Regions from separate parts of the Homo sapiens genome. Here all the other regions are linked to region 5. Evidence: chromatin loops called from intact Hi-C (ENCODE). Cell type or tissue: heart left ventricle. All regions are shown on one strand. Region 1 overlaps TMEM273 (transmembrane protein 273). Region 2 overlaps WDFY4 (WDFY family member 4). Region 3 has its middle 25 kb from the start of MIR4294. Region 4 overlaps TMEM273 (transmembrane protein 273). Region 5 holds the start of VSTM4 (V-set and transmembrane domain containing 4). Region 6 overlaps VSTM4 (V-set and transmembrane domain containing 4).

Region 1 (5,000 bases), 62 kb after region 5:
TTTCTGCCCATTTATCCTGTGCTACCCTGCAATGTTAGTGGACCCTGGGGTCAGAGTGAAACACAAGTTATACTTCTTAAATTTAGCTGGCTTGGGTGATATGGGTGCTGGCGGGCCCTGCCCCTGCCCCTGCCTCAGGGCTCACAAATGGGTCTGCTTCTCAGGCACTCCACGGGGCTGTTTGAAAGTGGAAATGAAGTGCACCTACCCCAAGTGCAATAGCACCTGTTCAGCCCTCTCTCTAGCAGAATGCAGGGGCATAGGTCATGGGCCTTGGCTACACAGTCCTCCTACTTCCAGCATCGCTCGGCTCTTGCCGGAGTCTAGACACTTCTAGACCATGACTTGCAGAAATCTCAGAGTCCCCATCTCAAACCCCGGAACCACCTGAGATTTCTCTTCCTCAATCACCCTCCAGTCTTATCAGAGCATGACTCTAAACAGGACGTCTGCAGACCCCTCCCATGCCGCTTGTGGTCCTTGCTTTCTGTGCAAGGAACTAGGCTGGGGCAGAACCCAAACCTACCTGGCAAAGCTGTACAAAAGGAACACACGGGAAAAAGGTGTGCAAAGCAGTGGTGGGGGGTGGTATGAGGGGGACTCTGGGAGCTTTTAGACAACTCCTTGATTTCCATGGACCGCCCCCCATCCACGGAAAGACAATATGCGTGGTGTCAGAGCAGACCACTTGCTTGGCAACTCCAGCTCAGGACCCCTGCGACCCTGACGCTAAGGCTTCTGGAAGACAGGCAGTGATTAAGGAATTCCACATACGGCAGTCCCTGCTAATGCGTGAAAGTACAGTGATTAGCCAGCCAGGTGGGCCAAGGCGGGCACCTAACCCAGCCTGGGAGTGTCACAGAAGCTCCCCCGGAGAGATCATTATTTAAATTAAAAACAAAAGGACCAGTTGGAGCTAATAAAGTCTCGGTGAGGTGGCAGCAGGGACTGGAATGGAATGTGCCCAGACAGGGAATGTGACCAGGCAGAGGACAAGGTACAAGCAAAAGCCAGGCGATTCAAGGAGGTACAGAGGGCTTGAGGGCTAAAGAAGGAAGCTGAGCAGGGTCAGAGCAGCTGGGGATACTGGCATAAGATGTGGCCGGCACTGTGGACAGATAAGGTTTTCAGAAAAGCAGAGGGGAGAGTCCTGTGGCCACCCTGCTCCCAGAGGTGGGAGTGCTTGGCCACTCATATCTTGCCTGCTACAATGCCTCTGTGCCTTTTCTCCTCGCCGCACGCCACCCTGGGCAGGAACGAGAAGCAGGAGGCCACGGAGGGCCATGCAGAGGCCACCCCAGGCTGAGATGCACCAGGGAGCTTGCCTCTAGCTTCCAGAAATAGCATCATAATTAAGAGGGAAACAATAACAGCGGGTGACCAGGAGGTATCAAAACTGGTGCCCACTTTGTTTTTCTTGAGCACTCTTTGCTAATTAATTCTTAAAGATTCACACAGTGGGATTAAAACACTCAGCTCACAGAAGCCAAACTGATCAATACCTTTTCAGGCTAATGGAGGGGTGGAGGCGGAGAGCTGGCCTGGGCCTGAACCAGGGCTAGGAGCTCCTCCAAGGGGGCAGGGCCCCCCCCACCTGGTGTCCCAGGTCCATTCTGACCAGGAGTGGTGACACATGTGAGCACTGAGCCACACCTGGGAAGGGGCTGCTGAAGCCTTGAGGAAGACGGGGGTTCTGGAACAAGGAGGAGCCTGAGGCTGTCGTGGTTGGGTGGACAGTGGTATCCAGGGAGGGCCAGATCAGAGGCCCCACAGCCGGACACCCAGCCGACCCTACTCACTGGAGAAAGGACTTGCCCCACCTTTGAGCCTCTCTGTGGGGATCTGAAACCTCACCATGACTCCCATGGTGGGTGGGAGGGAAGGGTATTTGAAACCAAGAGATCTGAGTCCCCATTCTGCCACCCATTGTCAGCCTGTGGCCTTGGACCAGACACAACATGGCTCCCAGCTCAGTGGCCCCATTGCACACAGAGCATGGCTGGACAAGTCCCCGGAAGGAGTGTGTGCACAGAGTGAGGTGCAGGCAGCAGCTGCCCTTCCACAAGCAAACACGCCACCACCTGAGATGGGTGTCTGCCACTATCCTAGGGGCCATGAGTGAAATGGGGAGCCAAGCACACCGGGAGGCACTCTGGGAAGGTGCTCAGGTCAGAAAAGAGGTGGCGCTCCCCAGCAAGGGCACAAGCCTCTGCTGTTTCGAGAAATGGCCAAACCAAGGCCTCCCATAGCCTGTACAATCCCAGTGAAGAGGGGCCTGGCCACTTGATGTTGGTGCTTCAGACCAGGACAGGCCTGTTTGCAGGAGCAACTCTCAGGGCATGCCTTGCAGAGAGAGCAGGGGAGGCTGGAAGCCGTGCGGAATAACTAATTAATGATGGTAAAGTATTGTGGAAGAGGAAAGCGTTGCATAACCGCTAAGTGGTGGGGTTATTATTATTCATGCAATATTCATACTGTGCTCTTCAGCCTCTGGGAAGCATTGCTCTGGAGTCCTGAGGGACCTGACCGAGGGGAGTGCGCATCCAGGGAGCGGGGCTGTGGGATGACAGCTGTCCTGGACCATGGGAAAGGGGTCATGATGCTGCAGAGGAAACGGCAGCACACAGCCTGCACCGGAGCCCCTTACTAAACCCATCAGCCTCCACTTACCGGGACAGATCATTCGTAAACCCTGCGAGGCACCAGCATCCGTGCTAGGCATCTCCACTCTAGTTAGCTTTTTAAGACAATTCCTGACATTTGCAGAGCCTACAGCATGCCACATGTCTAAATATTTAAGTTATAGATCAAGCCCCACGCATGGTCCAGCCGAAGTCCCCCTGACCCCATGGCCCTGCAGTCCATTCTTCAGGGGCCCCTTCCAGAGGGGGAGGTGCAGCCCTGCTGCCTGCCGCCAGGGGAGGCAGGGTCAGATGGGTAGAGCAGAAGGAAGCCAGGCCTGGCCTGGGCCACCTTGAACCACAGACCCTCCAGGACCAAGGATGGCTCCTGAGCCATCAGACTCACCAGCGAGTTCCCTTACCCAAGCCCTGGCTTTTCTCCTAGAGTTCTGGGCAATGCTCAGTCCCCAGAGGAAACCACCAGGTGGAGGGATCAGGTGCAGTTATCTGGGAATCTGGTCTTTTGGAAATTGAAATAAAAGCATTTCCTCCCTCCCTCTCTAGTTCCCAGGGCAGCCACAGGCTGTGGTTTCCCTGATTCGGGTCCTCACTTTCAGCTGCACTAAGCCATTGCACACAAACCTCCCTCTCTGTTTGCCTGAGTGCTGACCCGGTTCCTGAACTCTCAAAACAAGATAAAAAAGAAAAAAATTCTTCGCATTTGCATTTGTGTGTGTACGTGGGGTCCTGGAGCCAGTGTCAGGACAAGGGCCTCTCTTGGGGACAGTGGCCTCTTTTCATGGGAAAGCCCCAGGAAGTGACGTGACCTCTTCAGGCTCCATGCCTGAGCCTGAGTCACTGGCTCCGAGGAAGAGTCTCACAGCAGCATGGAGGGTGAACAGTCATTACAAACTGACCAAAGTATCTTAATGTGTCACATGTGACTCAACAATCAGGGCTCATCTGCGGTTTGGGAGGGTCTCTTTTCTTTAGGACTCTAGGGTTAGCTCAGGGAGCTCTGGCTGGGTCTGCTCAGCCCTCCTTGCCACACAGCCCTGGCCTTGCCTGTCCAACACTGTCTGCCAGTGGGGCTAAGCATGGGCTGGCCAGGAGCTGGGATGGACACCAGTTTACTCAGCCACACACCTTGAGCTCAGGCCACACACTGCTTGCCTCAGGGAAGTAGCTGTGAGAGATGGGTGCCCTGGGGCCTCAGAAGCCAACATGACCCTGCTGGTGTGGCCTGGGACAAATCCAGCCAGCCTCCCCTCTCCTGGACTATCCATTTGCCTTCTCCTAGTAAGTCTCCCTGCCTCCAACCCATCTGGGGCACTGCAGCCAGGCACTCTTCCTGTAAGGCTGTTTAAAATCCTACAGAATAAGGCCCAATGTCCTCCCAGGGCTCATCAAGCCCTCCTCTTTTGCTGGCCCATGTCACCTCTCATTCTCCCCTCTTGCACAACCCCTGTAGTCCATGCTGCCCTTGCCCGGGGCCTCAGCAGAGGCTGTCCTCTCTTCTTAGGATGGCACGCCACCTGTCCCATTCTTGCAGACTGGCTCCAGAGGCTGATGTTCCACTTCGGGCAATAATTGACTCAAACAAGTGCTAATTACTGAGCAGGTTCTAGAGCAATGGCCCAGCAAGACCAGATCTCTCCCCTGACGGTGGTGACAGTACAGAGGGGAGTGGGAGTATCTCTATGACCCTGGAGGGGAACAGCATCATCCCATGCAAAACAGATGACATGTGAGGAGGCTGGACAGTAACCTGATGGATGTTCCCTGAGACCAGGGAGCAGGAACAACAGGGGATGGCTCGTGACAGGTCTAGGAGGCCAGTGACATAGTAAACACTTTAGTACTTGCTGGCAGCAATAGGAAGCTGCTGAAGGATTTCACCTAGGCAGAGATGTACGCAATTAGCATTCAATAAGACTCCTCCTCCAGGAAGCCTTCCTGGATACTCTAGTTTGGTTCAAGAGCTTCTCCTTTTTCTTCTGTGAGTCCTTCGTCTCAGTATTTAACACACTGCATTGCAACTGTCCCCTGTAGACTGTCAGCTCCTCAGGTTGGAGCCTGACTTACTTATTTTCATGTGCCAGTAGACCTTGGTGAAAATCAATATTTGCTTAATCAAAGAGAAAGCTCTGGGTGTCTGTGTGTCCCAGTCCTCCAAGACAGCCTGTGGGTCCAGCTCCAGGTCCTTCACCTCTTGCCCTGAATAGTGACTTCTCGATAACATGGCCAAAGAGTTTGCAAAGGTGTGAACAGGGCTTGGCTGCAGCTGGGGTCCAGGCAGGAGTTCCCCAACTGACCATCTGCTTCACTCAGACAAGCAGGGGAGAGTGAGCCCAGTCCATCTCACTAAGAACCATTATC
Region 2 (5,000 bases), 130 kb before region 5:
ACCTCCCCTCTCTCCACCTCAGCCCAAGGGCTGCAGCTCCTCCCAGGTCTGCCCAGCCTAGGGAGGCCTAGGAAGGCACAGAGAGGTTCAGTGACTTGCCCAAAGTCACCCAGCAAGCAGACTATCCTCACACCTGCTGCCATCACAGCCACAACGGCCTCAGAATAACCTAACCATAGACACTGGCATGTAACCACCATCACCAACCCCTCCATAATGAACACAGGTACAAACCTCCCCATCAAAGCTGTTACCGCATCACATCCATCACAGCTGTCCAGTCCCCGCCCCCATCATTACCTCCTCCAGCTCAGTCTTCAGAAAAGATTCTGGCCGAGAACTGGGACATCTTTACTGGGACCCACAATCAAACATGTTTTCATGAAGTTAGAATTCTATCATCCTGAGTGCTTCCATTAGCTCCCTGTTTGCTCTGCATCCCAGAACCTGTGATCATCCATAGGAGAGAATTTCCCAGATTTCTGAGGGCTGCCTTCTGAAAAGAGTAGACATTTGCAATTAGTTCATTTCTAAAACACAGTCCACACCTCTTTGATTCATTTAGTCACCCATTTGTGGATTCTTCTTCAGGCAAGTACACACAGGCATTTGCTCAGCCTCTACTGTGTCCTAGGCTCTATATTAGTGGTCCCTTCCTTCAAGATAACACCTGGGGACCCTTGTAAACAATCTGGGCTGAGCCAAGGCAATAACATCACAAAGATCAATAATATCACAAAGATGCAGATCAAGAACTCCGTCAGTTCACAGGTTCTGTTTCTCTAGGGTACTTGGAGACCACCACAAGGAGTCAGCCTATCTCAGTGTGAAAGGACAGAAGTGTGTGCATTCTAAGGAACCCAGCACATCTTTGGAAAGCAGAGGCCAAACTCCCTCCCATATCTGCTTCCACTTGGAAAGGCTCTTATTCCCCAGCCTGCTTACAAAGCAGTTTTCTGCTATACCTGCATGAGACTGCACACCATTTTAGTTTTGGGCTCAAATGCCCACTTTTGAAGCTATTGGGGCCCAGTAAGCTAACGGCATTAGCTAAGCCTACGGTTGATGAATGGATGTCTGAGAAAGAATGCTGGATGGATGGGTAAATGGATGGATGGATGGAAGGATGGATGGATGGATGGATGGATGGATGGATGGATGGATGGATGGATGGATGGACGGGTGGATGGATGGATGGATGGGTGGATGGATGGATGAATGGATGAATGAAAGTCACCTCAGAGCCATTCAGTTGATTCTGGCAGTGCCATTGGATTTGCAGGTTCCTATTCAGCATCAATGGTTGTGGTGAGGTTGCACTCACTGGTCATGGGGTCTAGTGAATGAGAAGCAGAGTAAAAAGCAGGAAACAAGGTTCTAGACCCAACTCTGTCACAGCAGCTTCTCTGGTCTTCTGTCAAATGGGGACACTTCCTGTGCATCCTAACTAGTAGAGTACTGATGACAGAATAATAGTAGCCACAGACAAGAATCTACCCCAAATGCAGGTCATTATTGTCATTTTTGCAGGCTTTGAGAGATTTTTCTCTCTGGACACAGCAGCTGATGGCATTAGGAAACTTACTTAAGGGGGTCTTAGACTGACAGGGAGCCCCAGATCCACAACCTTCCTCTCTGTCTGCCCTGACCCTAAGTCTCTGCCACCCCATTGGACTGACTGCCAAGATTGTGATTACAGTTCAAGGGAAGATTAACATGAAATGACAGGATGACATGGACATATTCAAATAATCACACTGGCCTGCAGTTTAGAGTTAACAAATCTAAAATATGTGCAGATTTACAAGCCTAAACTGCTGGAGGTCTCTAATAAAAAGGCATGTTGTTCTTACATTGCTCAAAACTGCTTTGTTGGAAAGGGACCTGTATTGGGCATGGCACGTGGATATTTGCATGTGTGTCCTCTTGGCGTGTATATTACTATACCCCTCAAATGTCTTAAGGGGCAAGAAAGGAGATCTTTGAAGATATTAAGCATACTGCATTTGTGGGCAGATGTAATCCAATTTCTGCTTGGAATTCATTTATTTGCCATTTGCAGCAAGGCCCAACCCAGCTGAGTACAATTTATTTCAGGAATCGCCTCAAAGATTTGGACTCAATCTGGTACATAAAAAGTGCTTGGGAGAAGCTTGTTGTTTAGACTTGTACACAATGTACAAATGCCTGGTGTGCTTTGAGGTGGTTTCTCCCACCTGGACCCCTCATGCATTTCCTGGCACATGGCCTGTCTGCACACATGGGTGGTCACCTCAGGACAGCAGGGGCTGTATCATCTCTCCTGCCCTGAGTCCAAGGAAGTGGCCTCGCAGGGACGTACCCAGCTGGCGTCTCTCCATCTCACCCTTCACATTGAAGGAATTACTGTCTGTCCCCAAATGCAGTCATTAAAATGAGTGAAGTAACAATCATTGAGTTATATTTTTTGAAAAAAACATTCTCAGCATTTAATTACTGGTTGTGGCGTGAGAGGATTAAGATAAGTTGATAATGCCGACTTTATGTAATTTATTTTTACTAGGCAATTACTGGCTGCATTACACCCTGGCAGCAAGGTATTGTGGGGCATCTTATTAAGCATAAAGCCAGTAAACACTGATGAACAATTTTGCTGAACTAGGCATGCAATTTAGAAAGCAATAATACACAAATCCAATTTGGTACACAATGGATACCGAGGCACGTCAGCACATGTAACTATCACCGCCTGCAAATTAAATTGGGACGGCCCTTTTTGCAACAGCACAGGCCAAGATTAAATATATTTCCCCCTCAATTTAACAAGTTGCTGACCACAAATATAAATATGTGCGTATGTGTTTGCGGCCCCGTGTGCAGATGCACACTGTATGTGCGAAGCCGATCTGGCGTTCTAACTCTTCTCTCACATGCTCCACACAGGCCACAAGTGGGAGAAGAACCTGGCCTTGAGTCGAGAGCTGGACGTTAGCATTGCTTTGACAGGGAAGCCCAGCAAAACCAGCCCCGCAGTGACTGCTCTGGCCGTGTCCAGGTAAGCGCGGCCTTGTTTCTCTGGGTCTCCAGCAGAGGGCACTGCAGCCACCTTTAGGAAAGCCCCAGTGGCTCTGAGTCCAGGCCACCTGGCCGAGGAGGCCACTTCACTCCAGGACATGGCCCCACCAAGCACAGGAAGCAGCCCGTGTGGCCATATAGAGCCCCAGGAAACGTTTTTCAGGGTTTTGTTGTTGTTTGTTTTGCTTTTAACTCACACATGCCCTTGCTCTCTTGCTCTTGAATATCCAAACATTCATTAAGAAATCCAAGAGGTATAAGTATATTGTTTTGTAATTTTATCCTAAAGAGAGCCTTTTCCCCTGAGTTCCACTGCAGACTGTAACATTTGGTGTGATGATTATCCTTCATTAACAGAAAGTGCCTTCTGAGGGCTCTTAGCTGCTGTAGCATAGCCAAGCATCAGTCCCGACACTTCATACCCGTTATTTGACTCGCAGTAACCCATGGAGGTGGTTACTGTCATTAACATCCTTGTACACACTGCGAGGTGCAGCCTTAGGGGCCGCTGACCTTGCAGAGCCGGACTTCCTTCCTCCCTCACTGGCGTGGCGTGGGCTGTTCCGGGGTCCTTGGTGGAGGCACTACACAGTGTTTTAGATGCTGGGTGGGGCGGAGTGGAGTGGGGTGGGCATGATGGTAGGGCCAGAGCCGCACTTTTTGCAGAGAACTTGCCATTTGTTCTGCCCTGGTCCTGGCTATTTCTCTGGTGGGACAGGAGACTCACCTGGAGGCACTGGAGAGAGGCACGGCCTCGTCCTGTTCCCTGGGGCCTGAGCTTCCCCACAGTGCTGTGGGAGCCACCACCCTCACAGCTCAATGCTTTCCCCTCCCCCAGGTGGAAACCTTCTCCATTCCTCCCACTGCCTCCCCTGCCTCAAGGGAGACAAGACCAGGGGCAAGCTCCGCTGGGCCCCAGATAGAGCCCCAGAGTTGCAATATCCCATGTGCTGGCGGGGACAAGTGGTACTGTCCCTCTAACGTTCTTGTCTTTTCTTTCTCTTCCCAAGAAACCACACCAAACTCCTGGTTGGTGATGAGAGGGGGAGAATATTCTGCTGGTCTGCAGATGGGTAGGAAGAGAGAGGCAGCAGAGGCTCTGGCACAACAGTGCCAGGCTGAGGGTGGCAGAGGTGACTGGGGCCTGAGCTCTGCCTACAGAAGAAACCCCCAGGGCCTCCTTCCCCACAGTTCTCAAGGAAGGGCCTCTGGCAATCACAGCTCTGCAGCCCAACCCTCTCCATGGCCGATGGGACTTCTATGAAAAGGATGAGCACACACACTCGGAGGGCTGAGCAGCACGCTGGAAACTGTGACTTGGTGATGCCCAGCTGCACACGAAATTACACATGACTCACCTTATTAAGGGCTATTGCACTGAAAAAAAAAAAGATGGGTCGCTTACTGGAAATTATTGTATTGTCTTTATTTTATTAAAGCAACTATGTTTTAAATGCAGAAGGGCTCTTCAGTTTTAAACTGCCACTCTATTCCACTTACCATGCTGCCTTTCTAAGTATTTGTGTTTCTGTCCTGAGAAAGGCAGGAAGGCTTCAGGGAAGCACATCCACCTGCACAGCCTCACCCAGCCCCTCCCCATCTTCCACCTTGGACACTGGCTCTTCCCCGTCTTGCCCATAGTGTAGGGGCCTGAGGAGTGAGGGGCTACTGTGAAGAAGGCCCAGCCTCTGTGGCTGAGCCGCAGGACATGGCGGTGGGTGCTGCCCATGGCAGACTCAGGGAGTTTGGCCTGGGGTGATACACCCGCCTTGGTGATACTCCCACCCCCATCTCCACAACCTGCAACAGACAAGGATTCCAGACAACTCCTGGCTCAGCAGTCTCTTCCCAGGGCCCCGGTCCACACTTGGCTTCCGAGCTGCAGTTCTTCCTGGAGAAATCTGCACTGCTGTGTGACTTTTGTTTTCCACCTGAAAATGTATGGC
Region 3 (5,000 bases), 100 kb before region 5:
AAAAAAAAGGAAATCCCTGCCTTGCGGGTTGTGGTTTTTGTTTTGTTTTTGTTTTTCTTTCTGTTTTTGTTTTTTAATTTTCAAAGCACCTTCCCAGTCCTTCTCCGCAGTTGGTTGTATTTCTAAGTATTGAGAAGCAGTGTGAGGTAGTAGCTCTGTGACAGGTGGCAGGGATAGTGTGGTGACCCAGCTGACAGGGCCTGCCCTCACTGTCCCCAGGAGAGAAGAAAGCCATCCTTTAATGACCTTGTTCCCCAAGGAAGAACAGTCTAAGGAAGGAAGACCCTGCCAGACAAGCCCTGCTAGAAGCTGGGGACTGATCGCCAGTGTCAGGGAAGGTCCCCGGCAATGACGGGAGCTGAAGCTTGTGGAACGGCCTCTGTGCCGGGCACAGTGCTCCATGTGTTCACACAGGTCATATGACATTAATGAGCCGAGGGTTTTATCTCCAGGCCACACCGAGAGCAAGCTGATGAGGGAGACAGCCCTGGGCTCTCTAACTCCCAGCATGACTACTCCCAGCTCCAGGACTGTGGGACAGCTTGGCCCTGGGGCGCAGCCCCCCATGTCCCTGCAGCATCCTCACCCGCCCCTGCCCTCTGCCCTGGAGACGAATTTGTTCCAGATGGGAAGGTGACTGTAAACAGTCCTGTTGGCCCTAGCCACTTTTCAAATGAGGACGCTGCAGGTCAGAGAGCTCAAGTGGCTTCTCAAAGACACAGAGCCATGGAAAAGGAGACTCGAGTTTTGGACCAGAGCTTCTGACCCTAAACCCAATGCTCACCCTACAGTAAGAAAAGCCATAGCTGAAGCAAGAGAAAGCAAATGGCGTGGCGTGTGAGGGGAAACAACTCCAGACACCAAGCCCCTGCTGGGAAATCCAGTCCTGAGTCTGGTGCCAAAGCTAGACAGCACAGCTTGGAATGCTCTGTTAGTTTACAGCCTGCATGTGACACATATTATTGTTTTACTTGCAAATAGAATAACGAGACAGGGAGAGAGGGAGGGGCAGAGAATGAAATAAAAACAGAGAGAGATTTGGAGCAAGGTTGGATTAGGAAGAGAATGTGCAAGAATGCAGAGGAGATGAAAACAAAACAAAACAAAACAAAAAACAGCAGCAACAACAAAAAACCCAGCTGAGCTATGACGGAGCTATGATGGAGGGCAGGTGCACGTGAAGGACAGGTGAAGCCAAGGCTCTCTGCAGGTTTTCAGGAATTGCCCCCAGATGGTGGTGTCAGCCTCAAGTAGCGTGGTTGCTGTCCAGATTGAGATAAGACAGGAGAAGCCTCCAGGGTTGAGGGGTCAAGAAAACAGTGTCTCTGCATACCCATGTCTGTTAACTCAAGAAGTTCCAAACCCTGGGTGAATAACCTCACTGACATCTCTTCCAGCCAGTCACGTTCTGTCAATGGTCAGGTGGAAATAAACAGGTGATTGTACATTAGCAACTGTCTCCATCTTTACTGAGATATCTGGAATCAACCATGGGGACAATAATTTTCATATAGATTCCCAATCTGTCCAAGAAAAACAAATAGAAGCTAGAAGTAACTGGGCCTTCCAGACCCCTTCACTGGGGATGAGAGTGTGAAGAATGCCTGGATTTAGAGAGGACTTAAAGCACAGAACCTTTCTCTGCAATTAATCTTTTTGTTCTTTTGGCTACACCGTAGGCATACCAGAGTATCCTTTTCACTGTAGCATGTATTCTAACTTCTAAATGGCCTCAGTTTCCTCATCCTGGAACAAGACTACCTTGTGAGCTGGTTTGGAGAGACAGTGTGAAGCCACCAGAGCCCTCTTCGCTTGTTCACTACTTGAAATCCCTTCAGCCCATCTCAGTTCCCAGGTAGCTTCTGGGTCCACTGTTTATTACAGTCCCCGAGGTGGGCTGGCCACCAAGGGGCCAAATGCTCCTGCTCTCTGGGACCTGGCACTTCCCCAGAAGAGGCCTGCTTCCCCAGAAGAGTCCCACTCCCTGACCAGGGCTGGCCCTACTGGCTGGTCTTTATGGGCCAGGAAGGTCCCCGCCCTCTGCCTCCTGGCAGATTCTTGCCCCTCCTCCAGGGCTCAACTCAGACAGACACTTCCTCCAGAGAGTCTATCCTAACTCCTTCCTCCTTTTAGTTTCCTGGACACCTCGGGATTACTTCTCATTAGGTTCTTATACCAGAATGTCTTTTGGTTCTGATATAACTCATACTTCCTATGACATAATAGGAAGAGCACAGGATTGGTACTGGGAAACTCTGAGTTTGAATCCAGCTCTGCAACTAACAGTGTGGCCTTTGGCAAGTCTCTTAGGATGACCCTGAGCCTCATTTCTCAGAGCTATCCTGTAGCAATGATGCCACCTGCCTTTCAGGGCTGCCATGCAGTCCCTGGCACCATGTCTGGCAAGCAGAAGATACTCTGGCAACAGTAACCATCATAGGATGTTTTGCCTATTGGTGTGCTTCTATGTGAACACATGAATACCATGTGAATTCAGTGTCTGACATAGTAGGAGCTCAGCAAAGATTTACGGAACTGACGTTGACCTCTGAAATGTCCCTTGAGCGAGCTAAGCTTATCTAGGAGACAGTTCCCACTCCCAGAATGGCTGACTGTGCTTCTTTCAGCGGGAGGTGCCCAGCTGCCACCTTCCAATGAATCCTCCCATCCAGCCCTGCTGGAGAAGGCTGGGCCTCAGCTGTCCTCCAGGGTTGGGCAGGGAGGCCACAGACAAGAGCCAGGGCATGAGGAGCTATGGAAGGGGCAGAGAAAGCCTGAGTCCAGATCCTGATGCCCACCCTGCATCTCTGTTACCTAAACTCTCCTTTAAATCGTGGTCTTTTGTATAAATGGTGGGGAACGAAAGGGGAGTTTAAGTAGACAACCTCTAGTATCTCTTTTAGTGAGGACATCCTATAGAGAGGTCATGTTCCTGGAAACCAAGTCACCATCTTCTGGCACCTGGGAAGGCCTGCACTGCTACCTGGGGGTGGAGATAAAATCTGCCACTGCACAGCGAGGGCCTCCTGAGTCCCACTCCCCGGCCAGGGCCTTTCTTTGATTGTCCTTCCATTAACGTGCCAAAGAACACCCAGAAGGCATCTTCCCAGGTATCCCTGGGGTCAGTCCTTATTATGCTCACCTGCTGCTTGCCTCCTGAGGGCTGAGGCACTTCCCATTGAACTTGCCAGCTCTGTGCTGCCACAGGGGCTGCCATCACAGCCAGCAGCCATGTCAGTGGTGATTGGGGTTGGGAGAGCATGGGACCCCACCTGGGCTTCCTGCTCTTCCGGTTCCAGATGCTGCTGAAGACAGGGCTGGGTGGCTGGCTGCCTGTGGGGATCTCACCAGTCCCAAGGCCTGCTTGCAGCGCACCACGGGCTCTGATCATGGCCAATGCTGCCACTGCCATGGGACACGCTCATGCCCAGCACAGGCCTGCTCTTGCAACCGTGAAGCTCCACACCACGCTGGGCTGGGCTTCCAAGGTGGCAGCTCACAGCCACCGAGGCCTGGGTCAACAGCACAGAGGGGAAACTGCAGAAAGGTAGGCGGGAGCCAGGTATGAAGGGCCTTGCTACTCCTCGAGGTGCTGGGCATCCTGAGGGCAGTCGGGGCAGGATGTTGGGCAGGGGTAACTCGGCCAGTCTGCATGTCGGAGGGTGGGTTAAATGGCAGGGAACAGGTCAGGAGTCAGAGTGGTGGTCCATGAGAGAGGTGATCAGAGCTGATGGGAAGCAGGAGCTATGTGAATGAAGACAATGGGGGAGGTGCCGGCATGCAGGGGAGATGGACAGGAGAGAGGAGGGCTCCAGCTCTGCCATCCTGGGCCAGCTAGCTGAGGTCTTCTGCTTCTTCATCTGCAAATTGGCATAGAGTAGCACTGGCTTAATGAGATAAGACAGAAAACATACTTACCACAGTGCCAGGCACCTGGTATTTTCAATAAGTCAGCAGTGATTCCACTGCTGCTGCCGGTGGCCCATATCTCCAATGCTAGATTTGCAGCTTTAGCCATGGGGTGAGCGGTGGAGCCCTAACCAGGATGGCTGGGTATCAAGAGATGCAGGGTGCTCTGATGCATTCAGTATTGGGTGTATACTTCCAGGAGTCATGAGGGAGCTGCAAGGGGGGAGCTCGTGGGTGGACATGGAGCTCAGGAGAGGGCTCCACGGGGGCTGTGGAGGTGGGGTCCTCGGGATACAGCTGAACAGTGGTTGAAAATAAGACATTCTCTGCAAGAGAACACATGCTCAGCAGCGAACCCCAGAGGGCTTGGGCAGAGCTGAGTTCAGGGGAGGGGGAGCAAAGGCAGCCAGCAGAGGGTGAGAGACAGACAGCAGGGAGCAGGCAGTGTAGACTCCAGGCTGCAGAGAGAAGGAACCAGAGGAGAATAGTGGCTTGGGAGGGGTCTGTGCAGGTTGAGAAACACTTGTCATTTTGGAGATAGAAGGAGAAGTTGAATGTGCAAAAAAGATGAGGGGTTACATGGTAAAGGAGAACCCCAAGGAAACTAGAAATGAATCCTGATGAGGTGGAAGAATGAGGAAGCAGGAACAAGACATTGTAAGAATGAAAGAGCAAAAGAACTAACACAACTAACTCCATTTTCAATTAAGGGAGCCCTTATCCATTCCTGCACGTAGGCTAGGATAATTTTAGGGCACTGAGATAAAATGCAAAAACAGCAATCATGTAGTTTTTGAAACTGACTCTGGGATTAAAGGAGAAGTATGTAAACAACTATGTTTCGTTGAAGGTTTATAGGAGCTTTGTGATCTGACCAAGGACAAAGGAGTTTCCAACTTCCTGGACCCTCGCTGGTGCCCAGATGTTAGCAGTTGTTGGTCATGTCTTTAACATAAAAAGAGCCTAGAATTTGTACTGACTTGAGATGGTCTCTGCAACACTAGTCTGCCATCTCCTCAGGCTGCCAGCTCTTGAATAAGCCTGCTTTTCCTTCCACTAAATCTTGTCTCTCAAGTTTGGCTTCCAAGCAG
Region 4 (5,000 bases), 49 kb after region 5:
CATTAGCTTGCTCTTTTGGGTCTGACTTCCTCATGACTCAGCCTGACTCCATCTAGTGTTAGTTTTGGAAACTCGAATCCTGCTTCTCCTCTCTGAAAGTCCCTCTATTTGCAGAGGAGCTCTGTTACGATACCTGCCAAGAACAGCTCCCTGCACGTGGTGAGGGCGATGTATTAATTATCAGGGGTATAAACTCCCATCCAGCCATTGCCTCCCAGCCTCCCTCTCTCCTGGCCTTTATTTCTTGCCTCCCTCACCCACTTGCTTCCTCTAGCATCCCTTCATGTTTTCTCATGAACTTCGCTTTCAGAAAGTTCATTGTTGAATAACTATTGGAGCCATCTTTCCTGGATTATGGAAAATGCCTTCTATAGCCCTGATAGCTCAAAATAACCCAGAACTTCCAAAAAACACATATAACAGAGACGCTCCTCTTAGATGATCATGCATAAGAACATAAAAAGCACAGTGACTGCTCATTCAGCAGTGTTTTCAAATGGGTCTGTGTTGTATTGCTCACAGCAGCATCATCCCACACAGATGTATGTGTGTCAGAGTCCATCATGAATGGCCACATGCACATACACACACATATACACAGGCAATAAATGCACACACACATATAGACAGGCAATACATGCACACACACACATATGCGTGCGCACACACACAACAGGATTAAGGATCGAGCTTTGTGAAATTTCATTCTATGTGAAGTCCGTGGCTAAGATGTCCCTGAAGCATGGTCTGCTTCAAGGTCTGGCGATTTGCAAAGCAAAGTGCCTTAACTCAAAGTCCCCCTCAATGTGTGCCAGGAATTCAGATGGTCAAGGTAGCGTCCCTGTGCTGGGGGGAGCTCTAGTACTTTAGAGCCTTCCCCGTGGTGAGAAGGTCACTGTGCTAGAATCTCCACATGTTTCAATATTCCTGACCACAGGGGCTGAGCTGGCCACAGCAGTCTGTGTCCTCTGCCTGGGTACCTAAGCACCCAGCAGAGGGCCCCTGAGGCCACATGGTGCCAGGGTCTTCGCCATGGCCAACACAGCCCATCCATTCAAAACAGACTCCTCCTGCACTCCTCACCACAGATGCTACCGCTACCTGGACCCACAAAGGCAACAAAGGTTCTAGGAAGTCAATCCTTCTCACCCTTCCAGACTCCATCCATGGCCTCCTCATGTCCTCCAAGAGCCCTGTGTGAAAACCCTTATAATGGCCAGTCCACCCTGATTCCATGGTGGGAGATGCTGACTCAGCGCCCAACCCACAGCCATCTGAGTGCTGCCCTTGGGTCAGCGGGGACTGGGACACCCTCCTGGCCAGGTGCCGCAGCTGCACACTTAGGAGAACCTGTGATTGTGCCAACCCCCCTAGGGCTAGAAGAACACAGAGCTGCCCGGGGCAAAGGCCTCTTAGGGCGGGGGGAAGGGAGGGGTGTGAAGAGCTGGCCAGCATGGAACTCTACTCTCCCGCATCAGTGGATTTGGGGGCACTGGGAGCAGTTCGGCATGTTTCTTCTATAAAAAGGAATGTGACAACTTCAGCCAATGTGGGTCTGGGTGTGTGAATATGTGCATGTGTGTGTGTGTGTGTGAGAGAGAGAGAGAGAGAGAGAGATGGGACATATGGCATCTCTGGTCCCTCAACCTGAAATATCCCCAATTCGACCACACATTTCCAAAACCCCCTGAAGCTGGTTACATGCCCTAGATGCAGAGAACGTGACATGGCCAGCAAGAGGAGTGCTGTGTGGCCACCGGGGCCTGGACACTTCACAGGCCCACTCAATCTAAGTTGACCACACATCCCTATTTCCCTAGGACAGTCCAGGCTCACACCTATCATCCTGGTGCAACTTTTACAGAGCCTCTTCTCACTCTCACAAAGTGCTGTCTTGGATGATAAGTTATATATCCTGTCTTCTCCAGCCCAGGACCCAGTGGACTGACACAAACTTGGGGTGGGGGGATGACATGGGAGGGGACAGAGAGAAGGAGAGTGAGAGTCAGAAACAGAAGGAGAGATGGGGTGCTGGGAGACAGAGTTGATGAAATGTGCTTTAATGCTTCACAATCAGAAACCACTGCTGAAAACTAGAATATCTGTAGGAGGAGAAATCCTCAAAAAAAGTGAACTTCTCAAGAAAATCCATGTCCAGCTCATCCCAAGCGCATGACTCCATGAGGGCTGATGAGTCATGACCCGCAGCCACAATGCACCATGCGTTCATCCCTCATGCAGCCATTAATCCATCCGCTCCTTCAATAGACACTACTTGGAAGTTACCCAGTCCCTGGTCCCATGGAAGAACTGGAGGGTGAGACTGGGCTCTGGGTACTTTCTAAAAGCCACTAACCCTGTGTCAACCCAGACCTCTGTCCTAAATGCCAGCCACTTACTAGACATCTCCTCTACATGGAAGTGTCCAGAAACTTTCGGCTCACCATGTTCAAAAAAATATCATCTCACCCAGCTCACTGCCCAAAGCTGCTCCCCCACCAACTTCCCAAAGGGCACCTGCTCAGAGAAAACTCTGAGCTGTTCTAGATTCTTTTCTCTCCTCCAGTGGCTGTCTCAGTCCCTCATCCCAGGTCCCTGGGCCAGCTCCTCCTTAACTTTGTTCCCATCTTTCATTTTTTCCATTGCCTCCACCTGGACTTACTCCAGCAGGGCTTTGCACCAGGCCTGAGTCTCTGTCCGGGCTTCCAGCACATCTTCCTGGCTGCAGCTGGGCCCTCCTCCATGCCACCATATAACAAAAAATATTCTCTCTCTCCCCTGCTTAGAACCCATCTGTAGGTGACCAGAAGTTTCAGGACAGATTTCAGACTCCTTTGCTTAACACAAGCCCCTCTGACTGTACATGCATAGAAACTACCTATCTCTCCAGCGCTTCCTTCCATATCGTCACATGAAACACTTGCTTCTGCCACACTGCATGTTTGTCAGCGGCAGGTTTTACCCATGATGCCTACATATACTAGGGTTCCCTCTGCATTCATGAGCTTCTCTTAGTCCTTCCGCACGTAGCCTGAGGCTCCCCTGCACCTCCTAGTGGCTATGCAGCCCTCTGCACCCCCAAGACACAAGGCAACACATGCTTAGCCTGCCATAGACCTCCCGGGACCCCCACCCCCACTGTGCAGCCACCACCTGGGACCTGCCTGTCTCCCCTGTAGACTGGGGGAGATTGTCCTACTTCTCTCTCCTTGACCCCCAGCACCTAGCCCATGGCCTCATGTTCAGTTATTTATTCATTCATTCAACACATATGCAAGTATCCACTTTGTCCCTGGCACTGTGCTAAGTGCTGTGCTACAGAAGTGAAAAGGAAGACCCTACCCGCCCGGAGCTTACATTTTAGAAAAAAACCCATGCAAAATAGACAAATCAATATATCGTATAGCATCAACTAGTGCAAAGAATTATAAAGAAAACTAAAGCCAAGCAAAGAGAAGAGAATGGTGGCTGGAGTCGAGAGGGGATTGTACCTTAAATAGGCCCTCCATGATGCAGTGGTGACACTGAAGCAGGGATTTGAAGGAAAAGAGGGTCGAGGCTTGCAGCTTTCTGGCAAAGAGCATTCCAATTACAGAAAACAGCAAGTGCAAAGGTCCCAAGGCAGGACCGTCCCTGAGGACGTGGGCTCTGTGCAGAAGAGCAGGGTACCTTGATGCCAGCAGGGAAGCCCAGAAACCTGGGACAAACCACGTGTGACCTCCCAAGTGACAGGGGCTGGAGGCCTCATTCTGAAAGTCAGGGGTATGCACTGAAGGGGTCTGAGTGGGGGTGGAACAGGATCTAATCCAGGCTATGCAGAGGCGAGCCCTACTCCCTTTGACGGCTGTAGCCTGTGGCCCTCACTCTTGTGACACCTGCCCACTGGTCCAGAGGAGGAGAGAGTGTAAGGAGGGGACCACGAGGTGCATTCTAGTCACCTAGAAAGCATGCCAGAGTGCAGAGAAGGCTGGGGATGACAGGCAAGGGAGTGGCACGGTCAAGACAGGAGAGAACACGATACCTCTCCCTGACTGTGTGGGCAGTGACCTTACCTTGGGGCTCTCTTCTTTAGCGGGATGGTGTCTAAACAGAGAAAGCCGGGCATTAGGAAGGGGGTCGTGTGACAAGAGGTGCAGAGCATTCCCTAGAGCTTTCACCTCCCTCTCCTTGGTCCTCTCACTCACGGTTGCCCTCGAGAGACCCGGGGCCTGGCTGCTATGTGATGAAGAGGCTGTTTCCTCCCCTTATTTGTGGGGATACACAAGGATAAGCAAACTCAAGGATAAGCAAACTCCCATGGCCTATTAAGCCCCTCGGGCGATGCACACGCCAGCATCTCGGAAGCCTCCTCCTCTCCCGGCCCAGACCAGCCCCTTCTGCTTATCTTCACGGATCATAATCACGTCTTCCAGGAAGGCAGTGAGGCTCTATTCTCCCCAGAAGCACCCCATGGAAAACTGCACCGTCATTGCAGTGAGCCATCTAATACAACAGAGGATGAGTCTGGGGATGATACCCTGAGAGAAGGGATGCAAATCAATACTGCACTTTGGGTGCCAAGGAGGCAGAGGGCTGTGCCATGGTGCATGTCAGCCAGCTCAGTTTCTCTCTGAGGGCCTACTCAGTACTGCTTTGAGAAGGACTTTCCCAATTTATGAAAAAAAATTCATCTTGACCCACAAAGGCAGTGTCAACAGAACCTCCCACCATCCGCCCACACTTAGGACCAACCTCGCTGCCTACTGGGACTGGGTTTATTTGATCTCATCATTTGGATGAGAGAACAGAAATTTCTGTGTGAAGCCAATTTTAGTTCCTCTCCCACCTTTCTCCAGGAAATGTGATTCTCAGGACTGCCAAGAGCAACTGAAAGGAAAAGTACAGAGGGAAAGAGACACAGAAAGACAGAGACATGGAAAGGGAGACAGAAAAAGGAACACAAATAGAGAGACAGAGAGAGATAGAGACAGAAGAAAGAGAAACAGAGGCAAAGGGTTAGT
Region 5 (5,000 bases):
AGGTGGGAGCAATAGAAAGTGACATGCACACTGTCCTGTGAGTACAGTGGGCTTCGTGGGCCCACGACCTGCAGGCACACAGGACCCCATGGTTGGAAGTCCTCACACCCCAACATGGTTTAATCTCTGCTGTTGCTATCTTGAAATTTTAATACATTTTAACAAGGAGGCCCACATTTTCATTTGACACTGGATCCCACAAGCGATGTAGCTGGTTATGTTTGTAGACGAATCTCAAATTCCTGTGGATAAAAGTTAAGGTGTCTAACCCCCTTGCTTATATTTGAATAATGTCATGAAAAGGACTAACACCACTCTGAAAACAGCCTAGGACACCGTTGTAGCTGAATAGAACAACCTACTCATTGTGAAGTGGGAGATGGCCACTTCCAGGTGAGGGAGTAAGGACAACTAACAGAACAAGGCAGCAGCCTCATCTGGGATGCAGAGGTGGGCACAGTCCCTCGGTTCTGAGCAGGCCAGGGATGTGCTCGTAGCTGTGTGCCTCCCACTTCCTCTCTGCCTGAAGAAACTGCACCTGCTCACTTCAGGGAGACCAGAGCCTCTAAGTTTATAAGGAATGCAAACTGTCAGTACTGATCAGCAGCAGTGAGCTTTCTTATTAAAAGAATAGTCTGAATTCATACAGCTAAATCTCTGAAAGAAATAGTTATATTACTTAACAGTCTTTGGCACCAGGAGCCAGTATTTACTGAGCACTAAGCAGAGGTGATGCCAGACCTAGCCCATGGACTGATTCACTCACATTAGCCTATCACCTGAAAATAGCTCCATCCAGGATAAAAATATCACCTTGCCCAATGATAGAGGCTAATACCTGCCGGGTACAAACTCTATGCCCTTTAGATGTATTTTCTCAATTTATCCTGATACTCTGTTTATTCCCATTTTATAGACAAGAGGACTGAGGTACAGAGAGGCTAAGCCCTTGTTCAAGCTCACATAGTAAGTGGCAGAGCTGGAATTCGAACCTAGGCCATCTTGCTTCAAAGACAGCTCAGCCACCTCTCAAGCCTACAGATTTGCTATCGTAAATATATTGTCTGTCAGTTTTCTTTCCTGTAAAATGAGACATGGGACCAGGTGACCACTAGGGTCCTGGTCAGTCCCAAAATGGAGAGGCAGAAAAGTACAGCAGTTAAGAAGCTGTACTTATGTATAAAATGGGTCTGCCAGCCCCTCCCAGCAGGATCGTGGTGAGGAGTCATGAATGAGGCACTTAGAAAAGTGGGTGGCACACAGTGAGTGTCCCACAAGCAGGAGCTCTTATCATCCTCCAGGGCTGACCATGGGCACAGCCAGGGCAGACTCTAAAGGCTCCTGAATTCCAGCTCTCAAGGCTCCCGAGGGCTCTGGAAATGTGAGAATGCCCTTGATCCCCAGCAAAAGACAATCTCTGGGACACCCACTCTGACAGCTCCTGCAATTAGAAGGTGGTCATGGAGCCTGGGAGAGGAAGGACCACTGGCTGCTGGCTACTCCACAGAGACCACGAGAACTGGCCCTGCCCACCAGTCCAAGGCAAACTTCTCATCATTTTTCCAGCCGAGACAGTGACAACTGGGAAAAGGTACATTTCCCGCAGCAAGGATTTCAGGTTCACTGGGAACCTGGCTGCACTCATAGCTGGGGGACAGTAGATGGATTTCTTCCCACTGTTATCCAAGTGCCTCCTCCTCAGACTGGGATCTATGGATTAATGCTGGCTCAAATGCCAGCTCTACACTTGGTAGCCAGATCACTCTTGGAAAATGACTTCTGAGCATCAGTTTCCTAATTTTCAAAACAATGGCAACACAGTTTAGTGGTTATTGACAGAGCCCAGAGCCAGGCTAACTGGGTTCAAATCCCAGCTCCACCACTTACAAGCCTACTGAATTAAGGCAAGTCCGTTCATGGGCCTGAGCCTCAGTTTCCTCATCTATAAAATAGGGATAATAATAGCACCTCCTTCAGAGGTTATTGGTGAGATTAACCAAGTTCATGTTTTTTTTTTTTAATACTTGGATATATAAACGTGTTGTAGTCATTATTACTTGGAAGTGTTGTAATTAAATGAGATAGGCCCAGATAGGCACCCAGGGAAAGTGACCATCGATACCTGTATTATTACTATTATTCCAGCCAGTACGGCCCCTGCTGCCCTGAGGCAGCCAGACAGAGTTCTGGGGAATAAAGAGGGAAAATTCTTAAGACACTTACAAGTGGGAGCAGTAAAACCCGAATGAAAGCCATTAGTGTGGACCAAGAAGTTGTCCTCAAAGCAGGGTGCTGGTGGAGAGGCGTCGCTGCATCCAGCCGTGGATGCCCCTCTCACCAGGCCTGGTCACCTCAAAAGGCCCACGATCAAGTCCCCGTTCCCCACCTCCTGGCCAAGGCAGATCCAGCCGCTCCTGACTTGTCTTCGGAGTAACTCTCCGAAGAGAGTGAAAGGGAAGTTGCTGCTCCGAGGAATCTGCCAAGAGCTGTGTGTCCTGACTGCCGTGGAAAAAAGGAAAGCGAACCACCAACTTGGGCTGCGCTCCTGCTGCATCTCCCCTCGGGGCCTGCCGCTGGGAAGATCTCGGCTGCTGCGAGAGTACCCAGCCCCAGGCGAGGTCGGGACGGGGACCGCGCTCACGGGAGGCGTCCTCTGAACCTTGGGGAGGCGCCGCTGCGCCCGCCAGACCCTCGGCGAGCCCACCGGAGCGCGCTGGCGACAGTGACAGCGCCGCCCCCCGCCCGCGCCCGGAGGTGGCAGGGCCTCCCCACCAGGCCCGGAGCCCCGGCCTCCCCGGCGCGGCCGCCCGGCCCCCACCCTTCCCGCTCCCGCCTGGCCCCGCCGCGCTTACCCGGAGCCGGAGCCCGCGCCAGCAGCGCGGCCGCCGCCAGTGCCAGCAGCCGCATCTCCCCGCCGCCGCCCGGCGCTGTGACGCGGGAGAGCGCCGCCGCCTGGCCCGGCCGCCGCCAGCCCGCCCCGGGCCCGCGCTCGCGCCCGCCCCCGGCCCGCCCCTTGGGCCGCCTGCCACGCGGGGCCGGGGCTGCTGGGTCCCGAGGCCCGCACCGGGCGCGGGAGCCGCCGCGCGATCGGTTCGCTCCAGGATCTGTGGCGTCTCCTTTCAACAGCCCCATTTCCCAGATGAGAAAACTGAGTTTCTGCAAGGTGATCGCTGGTGACTCACAGAACACACAGCTGCAGTGCGACCGGCGGTCCTCTGCCCACAGATGCACTTATTCCTAAGGGAAGGCGGGATCTGGGAGCCAGGGGGTGGGGGCGCGTCCAGGGAACCTCTGGCCTGAGACTCACCTGCTGGTCGTGGGCCTCCTGCGCTCACTCCACAGGACCCTCGGGAGCCAACAAGCAGCTGAGGGGGGAGAAGCCCCTTCTGCTGCCCTGAAATGGAGGGCGGGGTCCGAGGTGCTAACCCTTGGAAAACTGAGAGGGTCCACACAGACCAGCCCAGAATATGTGGAAACTATTAACAAAAGTGCCCATTTACAGTGCCTCAGCCAGGCCTGGGCTAAAGTGATTTTCCAGATGCTACTGAACCCCGCCGCGGTCAGGCCTGGGACAGTTCTGTAATCTCCATGTGCCTCAGTTTCCTGCACCTGTAAAATGGGGAAATGGGCCCACCCCTTCTGGGGTGTTTAGGAAGACCAAGTTACACCATTCCCATTAACGCATTGCCCCAGCACCCGATTCACGGGTGTCAGTGAACACTACTATTATTACTATACATAAGGAAGCAGAAGCAGCCACATGAAAGAGACCCATGTCACACAACCACAGAGCCCTGTCACTCTGAGCCAATGCCTGGTCTCTTTGCCACTGTTCTAAACTTAGGGTCTGAGCCTAACCCATCTCCAAGCAAGAAAAGCACATGTTAGGTCTATTCTGTGTGTGTCTATCAGGAGAGGTCTTTGTGGAGTTCCAGTGAGGGGTAGCAGCAGCTAGCAGGTGGGCCCTGGTTGGGAGTGGGTCCCTGTAGGAGGAGGAGGAGACAGGGCCCTCATCTCCTTCCCTCTAAGGGAGTGAGGAGGTGTGGGTGGCATGGAAAGAGGGTGCAGCCCACTAGTGTGAGCCCCAGGGCATTCCCCAGAGGGACCATCCTCTTCAGGCACCCCAGGCCAGTGGGTGCAAAGGCTCTGTGACATCTCTGAACCCCAGGCACTTCCAGAGGTCTCTGGACCCCATGGGATCCTCCAGCTAGGAGACTCATCTGTGGACCAGGGCCCTGCAGGGACTGGACTGACCATCAAGGCAGCCAGGCTGGAGAAAGCAGCCCCATCTATAATTTGGGTTGGTGGAAGGGCCTGAGGACCCGATAGTGAGTTGGCAACAAAGGTACTTGGCTATGATGCCAAGGACAAGAAGTGAGGACTAGAACTGGGGTCAGATGGACTCCTGCAGCCCAGGAATGCAAACTAGAACCAAGTGAGGCTTCCAGACCAGAGTTTGGAAACCAATTTTATACATGAGCAAACGAGCCTCACGTCCCATCCACATAATGTCCTAGGCCTCATTTTACAAATTAGTAAATTCAGGCTCAAAGAAGACCAGGGACCCGTACAAGGTTCTGTGGGGCACCAAATGTCTGAACTGGGAACTTGGACTCTGACTGCAGACTGTTGACTCAGCCCTGGAGCCTGGGGCAGTGTTTGGCAGACTGAGGGAGGATGTCTGAAGAGGAGCACTGGTTCTGAAAGTGGATCTGTGACCCGCTCTGGCTGGGCAACAACCTTGGGTCCTGGAGCAGCACAACCTCTCTGAATTTCATTTGTCAAGTGAAGGTGACACATGTAAAATGGCGTCTTGACATGGCTGTACTAAGAGCAGCTAGAGATGTGGCAGGGCCATTTGGTATCCTTGGTAACCTCCCACCTCAACCTGCTGGTCTCAATTTACTCTCCCAGTTGGTGAAAAGCAGAAGGGACCCCTTAGATGTGTCAGCCACCCTTGGAGGAGGCAACTCCTGCTTTGGTCGTTGTATATTGCTAAA
Region 6 (5,000 bases), 63 kb before region 5:
AAAATTACAGGCGCTTAGACTCTTTGACCTGGCAATTTCATTTCCAGGAATTCGTTCTATGGATATCCTTGCACATGTAGGAAATGTTGTGTGCATAAGATCAGTTATTACAGCACTGTTTATAATAGCTATGGATTAGAGACAGCTCATCTTCCATCAGCAGGGACTAGTTGAGTAGATTATGGTGAATCCGTGCATAGGGTCATCTGTATAAAGACGAAGAAGCTACGTGTGTCCTGATAAGGAAAGATGCATTGCTAAGTGGAAAAGCTAGGTGTTGGACAATGTATAAAATGTGCCACTTTTACATAAAAATAAGGGGAAATAAGAATATATATTAGCATTTGCTTACACATACATAAAGAAGCTCCAGAAATATTCACAAGAATTTAAAAATAGTGGTTCCCTAGAATGGGGGTGCTAAGGAACTAAACAGATGTGAGACAGGACAGGGAGAATCATTACTGGATATGTTTATAATTAAATGCAAATAAATATACACATGGGTAATAAGAGATAGGCTATTCTAATAATAGTCCTAGATATATAAAAATAAGTAAAAACTGAATCACACGTTGTGGGATAAATTCCAAGAATACAGTTCCCACTGAGATTCCCCAAAGATGCCTTATTTTTATTGGGAACGGAGATTCTAACTGGTCATAGCTTTAGAGTACAGGGTCAATTGTGTAAATTCACAAATAGCCAAAAAGAATGTGAATTTACAAAACTTTGACCAACAATAGCAAACAAGGGATCCTAAATTCTCAGAATTGTTTACATATACAACCACATGTTCAGCTTCATTCTGTAGTTTTATAAACTCTTGAAATGCCTATTTCTTATTTCCAATATAAAATAATGCATGCTCGTGTTTAAAAAGGGTAATTACAGGCATGGAAACCAAAGAAAATAACACTGTCATAACCAAAACACAATCTTCATAAATATTTTCACTCTTTTTCCTCTTCCTTGCTTTTGCTTTTAAACAGACTTTATTTTTTAGAGAAGTTTTACATTCACAGAAACATTGAGTGGAAGATAGATTTCCCTTATAGCCCCCACCTCCACACATGCACAGCCTCCCCCATGATCAACATCCTGCACTAGAGTAGGGCATTTGCTACAACTGAGGAACCGACATTAGACATCAGTATCCCTCAAAGTCCACAGGTCACCTTAGGGTTCACTCTTGATGTACAGTATATTCTATGGGTTTGGACAAATTTATACTGGCATGAACCCAGCATCATAGCATCATACAGAGTAGTTTCACTCCCAAGTATCCTCTGTGCTCTGCCTATTCATCCCTCCCTCTACCCTAACCCTTGGCAACCAGCGATCTTTTAACGTCTCCACAGTTTTGTCTTTTCCAGGATGTCACAGAGTTGGAATGATACAATATATAGCCTTTTCAGATTGGCCTCTTTCACTTAGCAATATGCAATTACCCTTCCTCCGTGACTTCTCATGGCTTGACAGCTCATTTCTTTTTTTTTTTTTTTTTTCTTTTTTGAGACAGTCTCTCTTTGTTGCCCAGGCTGGAGTGCAATGGCACGATGTCAGCTCACTGCAACCTCCGCCTCCCGGGTTCAAGCGATTCTCCTGCCTCAGCCTCCCGAGTACCGGGGATTACAGGTGCCTGCCACCATGCCCAGCTAATTTTTGTATTTTTAGTAGAGAGGGGGTTTCACCATGTTGGTCAGGCTAGTCTTGAACTCCTGACCTCAGGTGATCCACCCGCCTTGGCCTCCCAAAGTGCTGGGATTACAGGCATGAGCCACTGCTCCCAGCCTGATAGCTCATTTCTTTTGGGCACTGAGTAATATTCTGTCATCTGGATGTACCACAGTTTATGCATTCACCTGCTGAAAGGCATCTCAGCTGCTTCTAATTTTTAGCAATTATGAAAAAAGCTGCTATAAACATCCATGTGCAGTTTTTTTGTGTGTAGATACAAATTTTCAACCCTTCCTTGTTCATATATAGTGTTTTTTAAATCATATTATATTATAATTTTGTATTCTTAATTTACTTAATCTAAATTTTTCATATTTATATTCTCATACTATTCCAGTGAGGAAATAAGCCGATGTTTACTTAGCCATTTCCCTAACATCTAAAGATCTCATTTCTTTCTCAGTTTAATATAGAAATGACACTGCTAAAAATGTATTTGTGCATAATGGTTTTTTATTCTTAGACTTTCATTTTGGGGTTGAATTTCTAAAGCTGGAATTACCAGGTCATGGAAAAGGACCATTTTCAAGGCTATTTAATACTTACTGTCAAAATGATTTTTGACAAGTTAGTACTACACCACAGCTATGCCACTCAACAAATGAGAATACCTACGTCACCCTCCTTAACACCACTTGTCAATTTTTTTAAAATGACTCATTTAATGAAGAAAAAGCTGATTCCTTTTTGATTTGCATTTCTCTGATTTCTAGTGATAATGGACACTTCCCATGTTTGTCTAAGGAGTTTTCTCATTTATGATGGAAGGATAGCTCCTTCTCTTGATTTAGGATTTTTTTTTTTTTTGGATCTTGATTTAGGATTTTCTTGATTTCTGCTCTTGATTTAGGATCTTGAGCTTTTCTTACAGGTTTGCAAGCAACTTTTACACCATTTGGACATATTTATTGAAAAATATTTTTCCCAATTCCCTTTGAATTCTGGCTTTTTGTTCCATGCAGTTTTTTAATTTGTTTTTGCTAAAATCTTTTGACATTTTCCTTTCTTCTTTTGCCTCAAAACTTGGGTAGTCTCCCCAACTGCACCTTGCACGGTGTAGAATCAAATAATATTTCCACTTCCTATTCTCTTTTTGGATTTTTTTTAACTGTTTAATATAAAATGGAAGTTTCTGGAACATCATTTTTGTGCACTTATAACATTATGTTCAGGGATTTCCTTAAGGTGGAGAACACCTGCTTTGTCATCATAATTTTCCTTCAAAACAGTAAAACTGCACTAAATTTAATTTTAATTCATATTTCGACAATTTGATCTCATTTAGACAATGAATCACCACATTGACATAGGATAGACACTCTCTCAGAATCTTGTTTCTCCCCTTGAGCCAGCAGGACTGGTCGGAATATTTGGCAAGGAAAGTCCACCTTATGATTAACTTACAAGAAAAGTTATTCGACATCTCAGGTTGGAACAGGGCTATATTTTGTCTCTGACACAACAGAGCAAGCCTTGTTGGAGTGAGTCAAACCAAGAAAGACAGAAAACAGGCCCGCCCGGAAACTCCCTCTAAATTAGAGAGCTGTTTGATTAGAGAGAAGTGCTATTTGTGGGAGCTCATTGTGGAGCAAGGCTATTTTTCTGCCTCCAACAAGGGCAGGCAGGATGTCGCACGTGCAGAGGCCTTGCTGTAAGATGTACCAGGTTCCGGCCTGGCCACCTGCCAGAAGGAGCTTCTGTCCCACAAAGGCTTGGCAGTTTTGCTCCATGACACACAGCGGCTGGATTGAGTGAACAGGTGCTGAACAGGGGTCAAAAGGCCACTAAAGCTGATTCTACTTTGACCAGAGAGGTGACCCTGGGCAAGTCACTTACTTCCCCGGGCTTCCACCCACCAATCTGTAAAAGGGGAGGTGTATGTTGGCTATCTCTCTTGCAAAGTTATGAGGGTCAGATGAGAGAGCATAGCCTAAATTAGATGGGGTGTGAAACAGCTAAATAGCAACTGACCCTAGTCTCCAGGGTACAGGTGCAGTGTAGACGTTTCATGGTACTACCCAGGGAGGATGATGTTGCCACTTGGGTATTTCATGGTGCCCTTGTTTCAGCCCAGTGAGTAGGGCTGCAAGTTTCAACTTAGACATTGATCAGAAAGTCTTCCTGCCCAGGATATTACAGCATGACATCCCCTTGACAGCTGCCCTCCCACTAATAGAGCAGTGCTGGAAAGCACCGCTGCAGGACAGACCAGGCAGGTCATGAGAGAGGCTGCATTCCTGAGCGATGGGCAGCCACTCCAGAACACCAGGCAAAGCAGCCAACCTAGATTTTGCAAGGTATTGAACAAATTCTGAGCAACCATATTTTTCAGAAACTAAAGTTAACAACAGTAACAGCTATGTTTGTGTCCATCCTATGCAAGGCACTGTGGAAAGAGCTTGGTATCCGTGACCTCTGGCCCTCCTTGTTGCAAAAATGGGGCCTCAGAGAGATCAGGTCCTTCTCAAAAGTCACCAGCTGAGAAGGGGACATGGGACTTGATCCATGTTGGCCTGCTTCCTCTGGCCCTGAAGCAAGGACCCAGGACCCAGCCCAGATAACAGATAACAAGAACACTGGAACAGGAACAAGGTCAATAGAGCCAGAGCCACAGTGGCTACTCCCAGTTTAAACCATCTCCCTGAAGAGAAGTACCAGAAGGAGACATTAACATTCTACTGCATTTCAAGTCTGATTTAGATTCAGCGTGGGGAACCCACAGCACTGTTGCAGCTGCTCAAACTCCTGCCCCAAAGGGAGGAGGAGAGGCCAACCCAGGTAGTGGGGTCTTGGGGACTGAGGGTGTGGCTGGTGCCTAAGACCCAGGGCCATCCTGAGAAGGAAGCGCAGAGGAGGAAGGGGGCATGTGCCTGGAAATCGTCTGGAACAAGTGATGTCAGCTGCCAAAATGAAGGTGGGCATGGTGGGCTAGCCAGCTGGGAATTTTGTGCCTCTAGCACTAAGAGTATTTGGGAGCAGAAGGCGGGGAGCAGTTTATGCAGGAGGAACAGCATAAACTGAGCTGATTCCACCAAAAAACATAATTATAACTAAGAAGCATGCACCCAGCCACACTCTGCTTTCAAAACTAAATGTGAGGTCAAAGCAACTTGTGCTGAACCACAGTGCATGTGGCATCAGGAGTCCTCACCCCTGCCTTTAATGTCCCTGGGCCATCAAATGGTCCTTCTAATATAGTCTCTCTCTGGGATGTGCAGGAGGTGCAGCGAACTGTGTGAGCCAAGGGACTTTCACAAATC

What was found. Peaks named below come from ENCODE experiments on the same cell type or tissue, not always from the same donor. Only the 100,000 strongest peaks of a DNase experiment are listed, where the experiment ranks them.
Region 1: a loop joins it to region 5, with 2.1 times the contacts of the local background. A loop is called at or near these places in 8 of 110 quality-filtered maps.
Region 2: it touches region 5 in a loop (2.9-fold over the local background); 20 of 110 quality-filtered maps call a loop at or near these places.
Region 3: it touches region 5 in a loop (2.7-fold over the local background); 18 of 110 quality-filtered maps call a loop at or near these places.
Region 4: it touches region 5 in a loop (2.1-fold over the local background); 7 of 110 quality-filtered maps call a loop at or near these places.
Region 6: a loop joins it to region 5, with 3 times the contacts of the local background. A loop is called at or near these places in 13 of 110 quality-filtered maps.

The regions. Positions count from the first base shown.
Region 1 is chr10:49,174,129-49,179,128 of GRCh38, forward strand. All of the region lies in intron 1 of TMEM273 (transmembrane protein 273), which reads right to left. Among named protein-coding and RNA genes, the nearest start is that of TMEM273, 12 kb to the right of the region's middle. RefSeq lists enhancers at 748-1,249, 1,250-1,749, 3,235-3,574. In heart left ventricle, no CTCF peak of the experiment used is centred here; DNase peaks (open chromatin) are centred at 2,563 and 3,453; H3K27ac peaks cover 2,077 bases.
Region 2 is chr10:48,978,445-48,983,444 of GRCh38, forward strand. WDFY4 (WDFY family member 4) reads left to right here. Exons shown (of 62, transcript NM_001394531.1): 61 at 2,923-3,034; 62 at 4,065-4,512. The coding sequence ends at 4,131. LOC105378298 (a long non-coding RNA gene) reads right to left here. Exons shown (of 4, transcript XR_007062370.1): 1 at 4,855-5,000; 2 at 1,238-1,336; 3 at 301-496. Among named protein-coding and RNA genes, the nearest start is that of MIR4294, 4.6 kb to the right of the region's middle. In heart left ventricle, CTCF peaks have their summits at 3,064 (motif pointing right) and 3,275; a DNase peak (open chromatin) is centred at 3,065.
Region 3 is chr10:49,008,514-49,013,513 of GRCh38, forward strand. No RefSeq gene overlaps it. Among named protein-coding and RNA genes, the nearest start is that of MIR4294, 25 kb to the left of the region's middle. RefSeq lists a silencer at 3,407-3,662. In heart left ventricle, no CTCF peak of the experiment used is centred here; a DNase peak (open chromatin) is centred at 1,961; H3K27ac peaks cover 2,036 bases.
Region 4 is chr10:49,161,714-49,166,713 of GRCh38, forward strand. TMEM273 (transmembrane protein 273) reads right to left here. Exons shown (of 7, transcript NM_001288740.3): 4 at 4,053-4,083; 5 at 3,492-3,570. Among named protein-coding and RNA genes, the nearest start is that of TMEM273, 24 kb to the right of the region's middle. In heart left ventricle, CTCF peaks have their summits at 62 and 3,056 (motif pointing left); a DNase peak (open chromatin) is centred at 3,051.
Region 5 is chr10:49,112,579-49,117,578 of GRCh38, forward strand. It overlaps VSTM4 (V-set and transmembrane domain containing 4), which reads right to left and starts at 2,944. Exons shown (of 8, transcript NM_001031746.5): 1 at 2,853-2,944. The coding sequence starts at 2,907. In heart left ventricle, a CTCF peak has its summit at 2,606; DNase peaks (open chromatin) are centred at 2,683, 2,773 and 3,213; H3K4me3 peaks cover 3,052 bases; H3K27ac peaks cover 2,591 bases.
Region 6 is chr10:49,049,901-49,054,900 of GRCh38, forward strand. The region is part of intron 5 of VSTM4 (V-set and transmembrane domain containing 4); the gene reads right to left. Among named protein-coding and RNA genes, the nearest start is that of VSTM4, 63 kb to the right of the region's middle. RefSeq lists enhancers at 3,518-3,617, 3,628-3,737. In heart left ventricle, no CTCF peak of the experiment used is centred here; no DNase peak of the experiment used is centred here; H3K27ac peaks cover 2,048 bases.